Linked DNA regions of Homo sapiens: region 2 is linked to region 1. A link is an interaction called in ENCODE POLR2A ChIA-PET data of the cell type or tissue named here. Cell type or tissue: PC-9. All regions are shown on one strand. Links, peaks and the distances in the headings refer to the core of each region. The heading gives the core; the rest is flanking DNA.

Region 1 (2,915 bases), core at 182-2,681:
CCAGGTATGATTATAAGTGAGAATCAGGAAATGGGCTGAAAGGATTCTCTCACCAGAGAAGGCAGGGGAAGGAAGCTGTCTTTTCTCCTGCAGGTGGCTATTTTTTGCCTAAGTATGTCTAGTTCTTCTTCACCTTCTCAGAAGAACCAGAGGCCACCTTATAAGTTATCGATCATATTTCTCTTCTGGGCTTGCTTTATTTTATTTTATTTTATTTTATTTTATTTTATTTTATTTTATTTTATTTTATTATTTTATTTTTAGTAGAGACAGGGTTTCACCATGTTGGCCAGGCTGGTCTTGAACTCCTGGCCTCAAGCGATCCTCCCACCTCGGCCTCCCAAAGTGCTGGGATTACAGGCATGAGCCACCTCGCCTGGCCTCTTCTAGGCTTTCTTTAAATTCTTGGTAAGATTTCCTCAAAGGTGGGAGCCCCAGTTAAGTTCACTCTTTCAAATAAAGGAGCTGAGGGCAAACCTCTGAGAGTTCCTCAAGGCCAGGGTGCCTGTCTTTTAAATATTTGTCTCCCCAGCACCCAGAGCCTTGTGGGCTCTCAGGGCACCCTGCAGAGCTGTGGTGAGTCAGGTTGTAAGGGTCAGGGTCCACACACCCAGTCGTCCTGGTGTTGGCTGGAGGACAGAGCCGGGCCTCAAGCACAGAGGATGGAGCAGCAGGCAGACAGAAGGAAATGGGTCACACCAGGCATGATTCAGGGAATAGTGTCTTTTGGGACCATGGCCCAAACCTGCTGAACTGACAGCTTCTCCAGCTGGCTTTCTTTCGTCTTACTTCATATTCTAAGGTTTCGGTCAAGAAGAGTATAAACAGAAAGACATAACATGGATGTCTCAGAGCACCGAGGCAAATAAACCCAGGAAAAATAAGCAGACCAGGAATCTCTGGTTAGCCGATCAGATTGCAATTATGCTGCTACTATAGTAGAGAGTGACCCAGACCCAGTTAGTTGGCAAGTTTTTCTTTGCAGCAATCAGCTGATGAAAACATACCCACCTCGTCATGCTCTCATCTGACACAGCACTGTGTCTCCAGAAACTGTTACCGGAAAGGGGTCCCGATCCAGACCCCAAGAGAGGGTTCTTGGATCTTGTGCAAGAAAGAATTCGGGGCAAGTCCACAGTGCAAAGCAAAAGCAAGTTTATTAAGAAAATAAAGGAATAAAACAGTGGCTACTCCATAAGCAGAGCAGCAGCTTAAGCTTAAGCTATAAGGATACTTATAGTTATTTCTTGATTATATGCTAAACAAGGAGTGGATTATTCACGAGTTTTCTGGGAAAGGGGTGAGCAATTCCTGAAGCTGAGGGTTCCTCCCCTTTTTAGACCACATAGGGTAACTTCCGGATGTTACCATGGCATCTATAAACTGTCATGGCGTTGGTGGGAGTGTCTTTTAGCATGCTAATGCATTATAATTAGCGTATAATGAGCAGTGAAGATGGCCAGAGGTCTCTCTCATGGCCATCTTGGTTTTGGGTCTTGGCTGGCTTTCATTACTGCAACCCACTTTATCATCAAGGTCTTTATGACCTGTATCTTGTGCTGACCTCCTATCTCATCCTGTGACTAAGAATGCCTAACCTCCTAGGAATGCAGCCCAGGAAGTCTCAGCCTCATTTTACCCAGCCGCTATCCACAATGAAGTTGCTCTGGTTCAAATGCCTGTAACAAAATCATAAAGAAGAACTAAAAACTCCATATCCAGGACCTAACACGATTCAAGCTGAAGAAAATCAGGTCACAGACTTAAGGGAGTTTATCTGAACTTTTGAACTTAGATTTTTTTTTAATTAGCAAGACTTTTAATAAAGAATAAGGATGAGAGAAAGTGATGGACAAAGGCTTTGAGACCCTGGCATATAATTTTACTCCCTGATGCTGCAATTTGAGCCCCAGATTCTCAGGCAACATTGGAAAAATATAGGAAGTCAAACTACTCTTGTGTTTTCTCATGCTAATACCCACCAAAGAAGCAGGCAGAATGGAGGCCCCAGAGCCCCAACGAGTAACCCCATCTCCCCTCCAGGGTGAGAAAAAAATCAGGCTCAAATTAAAGTGCTATCTTGCTGGCAAAAGAAGTGTGAAAAACTGCCGTGCCCTTTTCTAGCAATTCCAATGAGCTCATGTATTTTCATTCTGAGGTGTTAAACATTGCCAGAGAGAGAGAGAGAGAGAGCCTTCTAAGAGTATTTAGGTCAAATGCTAGGATTTCTTTTAACCCTTTAGAATTCCAGTCGAATTCCAATGATACTAAATTGAAAACCCAAAATGGATGTAACAAACTTTTTCTGGAACCTTTACAGAGTAATGACTAATATTGGAGGGTGAGGGTGGGGGGGGGGGTTGTTTGTTTTGTTTTTTGTTTTTGTTTTTGAGACGGTGTCTTCCTCTGTCGCCCAAGCTGGAGTGCAGTAGTGTGATCTTGGCTCACTGCAACCTCCACCTCCTGGGTTCAAGCGATTCTCCTGCCTTAGCTTCGTGAGTAGCTGGGATTACAGGCACCCACTACTACGCCTGGCTAATTTTTTGTATTTTTAGTAGAGACAGAATTACACCAAGTTGCCGGGCATGGTGGCTCACGCCTGTAATCCCAGCACTTTGGGAGGCCGAGGGGGGCGGATCACAAGGTCAGGAGTTCGAGACCATCCTGGCTAATACGGTGAAACCCCATCTCTACTAAAAATACAAAAAAAATTAGCCGGGCGTAGGTGGTGCACGCCTGTAGTCCCAGCTACTTGGGAGGCTAAGGCAGGAGAATGGCGTAAAACCCGGGAGGCAGAGCTTGCAGTGAACCGAGATCGCGCCACTGCACTCCAGCCTGGGAGACAGAGCGAGACTCTGTCTCAAAAAAAACAAACAAAAAAAAAGAATTTCACCAAGTCGGCCAGGCTGGTTTCA
Region 2 (2,915 bases), core at 172-2,671, 330 kb before region 1:
GGGGGAAGGAGATCATGATGAGTCATGAGAAACCAAAGAAGTCAAGGCAAGGGCCCTGGGCTGCTGTTACCTCCTGGCCCCCATCCTCACGCCCACATGTCTCGAGAGGTTGATCAATGGGAGCAGTCAGGACACAAGACCCAGGAGGAAAGTAAAGCACGGAATTCATTTTCAAGCATCGAATCCAGCTCCTCTTTAATTCAGCCTGGACTCTCCAGAGGGCAATCAGGAGCGCTCACGGATGTGAGTTACTTAGAGAACTTCCCCTATTTCTCTTTCCATAGGATGGCACGGAGGTACGGACTCCAGGAAGTGCTGTCTGGTGCCTGGCTTTCTGCAGTTGGCCCACACTGCTTTGAGAGGCTGCCAGGTCCTGTCTGGGTGTACCTACGATGTGGATTATTCACATCTATGGACATCTTTTCTTGGTGCCCATTTTTCCCATACATGTCCGACCATGACAGTCAGCCTGCTCAGTCACCCTCCCCCAGGGCAGCACCTGGGCTGCTCATGCATTTGTTTCCAGACAGGCCTTTTCCTGGTTAGGGATGCAATATACACTTGACTCTTAAAGAGGAGGGTTCAGACTAAGGGAGGAGTTACTGACATGCTGCAATCCAAAACCCACTCTTTAAGACAGCATCTGCATTCATAGAGTATGAGCACTCAGATGGCATGACACTGCTGCGTGACCATGGATGTAGCTCACCCTTTCTCTGGGCCTCAGTTTCCCCATCTGTTATAAGGAGGAGTTGGTCTAAGATGACTTAGATGACTCTGTAGGTCATTTCCTGTCCTAAAGGTCCACAATCATTCTTTTTTTTTTGAGACTGAGTCTCACTCTGTCGCCTAGACTGGAGGGCAGTGGCACGATCTCGGCTCACTGCAAGCTCTGCCTCCCAGGTTCACGCCGTTCTCCTGCCTCAGCTTCCCGAGTAGCTGGGACTACAGGCACCCGCCACCATGGCCAGCTAATTTTTTGTATTTTTAGTAGAGATGGTTTCACCGTCTTAGCCAGGATGGTTTCGATCTCCTGACCTCGTGATCCACCCACCTCGGCCTCCCAAAGTGCTGGGATTACAGGCATGAGCTGCTGCGCCCGGCCCCCACAATCATTCTTCATCTCACAGCTCTGCAAGTGTTAAGAAGATGCAGAAAAATTGGGCTCTGTGGCCATAGGAAGTGAAGCAGGAGAAGGCAGCCATGCTGACCACAGCCAATGGGACCAGCAACCCGGCTGTGCACTGCCGAACCCTGCCCTGTTTCTCCTTTCTCTCTTCTGACCATTTCATCACCTCCAACTAACTACCTCTCCTCTCCCTTCCCCAGCATCTTCCTGCCTCTTCAGAGAAGAACAGCTACACTGCCATGAGGGGGTGGGAGGCTGTGCTGGGCAGATGGGAGGCTTGCTCGCTCTCTCTCTAAATGCTAAACCAATCCTCATTAAAGAGTTTTGGCTGGCTGGGCACAGTGGCTCTTGCCTATAATCCCAGTGCTCTGGAAGGTCGTGGCAGGAGGATCTCTTGAACTCAGCAGTTTGAGACCAGCCTAGGCAACATGACAAGACCCAGATTCTATTTAAAAAATTAAAAATCAGCCAGATGTGGTGACACATGTTTGAGGTTCCAGCTACTCCAAAGGCAGAGTCGGGAGGATCACCTGAGCTCAGGAGTTCACAGCTGCAGTAAGCCATGATTGCACCACTGCACTCCAACCTGGGTGACAAAGTGACTCATATATATATATATTCATTTCAAGCATTCAATTAATTTTCAAGCATCGAATCCAGCTCCTCTTTAATTCAGCCTGGACTCTCCAGAGGGCAATCAGGAGTGCTTGCATGCAGGTACTCAGAGAACTTCCCCTATTTCTCTTTCCATAGGATGGCATGGAGGTATGGACTCCAGGAAGTGCTGTCTGTTGCCTGGCTTTCTGCAGTTGTGCCCACACTGCTTTGAGAGGTTGCCAGGTCCTGTCTGGGTGTGTGTGTGTGTGTGTGTGTACATATATATATATATGTGTGTGTGTGTGTGTGTGTGTGTATATATATATATATATATATATATATATATATATTTTGGCACAGCCTGACTCTTCCAATTTAAACCTAGTGGGGACTGGAAGGGAACAAGTCAGGAGAGAAGAGATCTAAGGATAAAAGTAGCCAAATGACAAGCTGCAGACACCGACTCACCCACGGGCACAAGCTATGACATCCTAGCAGTGCCTCACCCCCCATTGCAATCTCTTCTCACGTCATTGATAACATGGCCCTAACCAAAATCTGATTCCCATCCTACAGTCCATACACTATGGATCATGCAGCTGTGCACCCACCCCAGATGCCGGAGCCTGCCTGAGGTAGGCAGTACTGCAGAATAAGCCCCTGACCCTTGGCAAGGACCTGTCCTCTACAAATGCAGGAGTGTGAAAGTCTAACTTCCAGCAGGTGAAGGCCATAAAGCTCAGCATGGACCAAAATTACAACATGACTGTAAGAATAATTAACACATGTGGGCCTTGTCAACTGAAGCAAGTGAAGGAATGTACTAATCCCACCACAGATGATGTCAGTAAGGGGCATAACTAGAAAGCATCATACTCGGCAAGGCCTATTGTTCAAAGATAAATAAAGACAGTGTGGGTCTAAAAACCCTGCCCTGTGCAAAACTGTAAAGTAACTAGGCATGTTTAGACTAAAGGAGAGATGCCTTAAGGTAAACAGGATTTTGAGTATCTCAGAGGAGGAAGAGAGAGGGGAAGCAAAAGGGGAGAAAGGTCTTTTTTTTGTTCCTCCAGAGGGAGGTTATCAGATGGCATAATTGGGTTTGAAATAACAAGGAATATTCTAAGAGTTTAGGCCACTCTCACAAACATTGCAAGAGGCTAGTGCATAGGAGGTGAGTTCCTAGTCA

What was found. ChIA-PET counts read pairs that join two places held together with the same protein. Peaks named below come from ENCODE experiments on the same cell type or tissue, not always from the same donor. Only the 100,000 strongest peaks of a DNase experiment are listed, where the experiment ranks them.
Region 2: POLR2A ChIA-PET joins it to region 1 with 10 read pairs; 2 of 35 experiments call an interaction of 5 or more read pairs at or near these places.

The regions. Positions count from the first base shown.
Region 1 is chr11:123,217,269-123,220,183 of GRCh38, reverse strand. No RefSeq gene overlaps it. Among named protein-coding and RNA genes, the nearest start is that of CLMP, 23 kb to the right of the region's middle. RefSeq lists an enhancer at 638-1,138. In PC-9, for the core only: no CTCF peak of the experiment used is centred there; no DNase peak of the experiment used is centred there; H3K27ac peaks cover 1,375 bases.
Region 2 is chr11:123,547,453-123,550,367 of GRCh38, reverse strand. All of the region lies in intron 2 of GRAMD1B (GRAM domain containing 1B), which reads right to left. Among named protein-coding and RNA genes, the nearest start is that of SCN3B, 110 kb to the left of the region's middle. RefSeq lists a silencer at 2,913-2,915. In PC-9, for the core only: no CTCF peak of the experiment used is centred there; no DNase peak of the experiment used is centred there.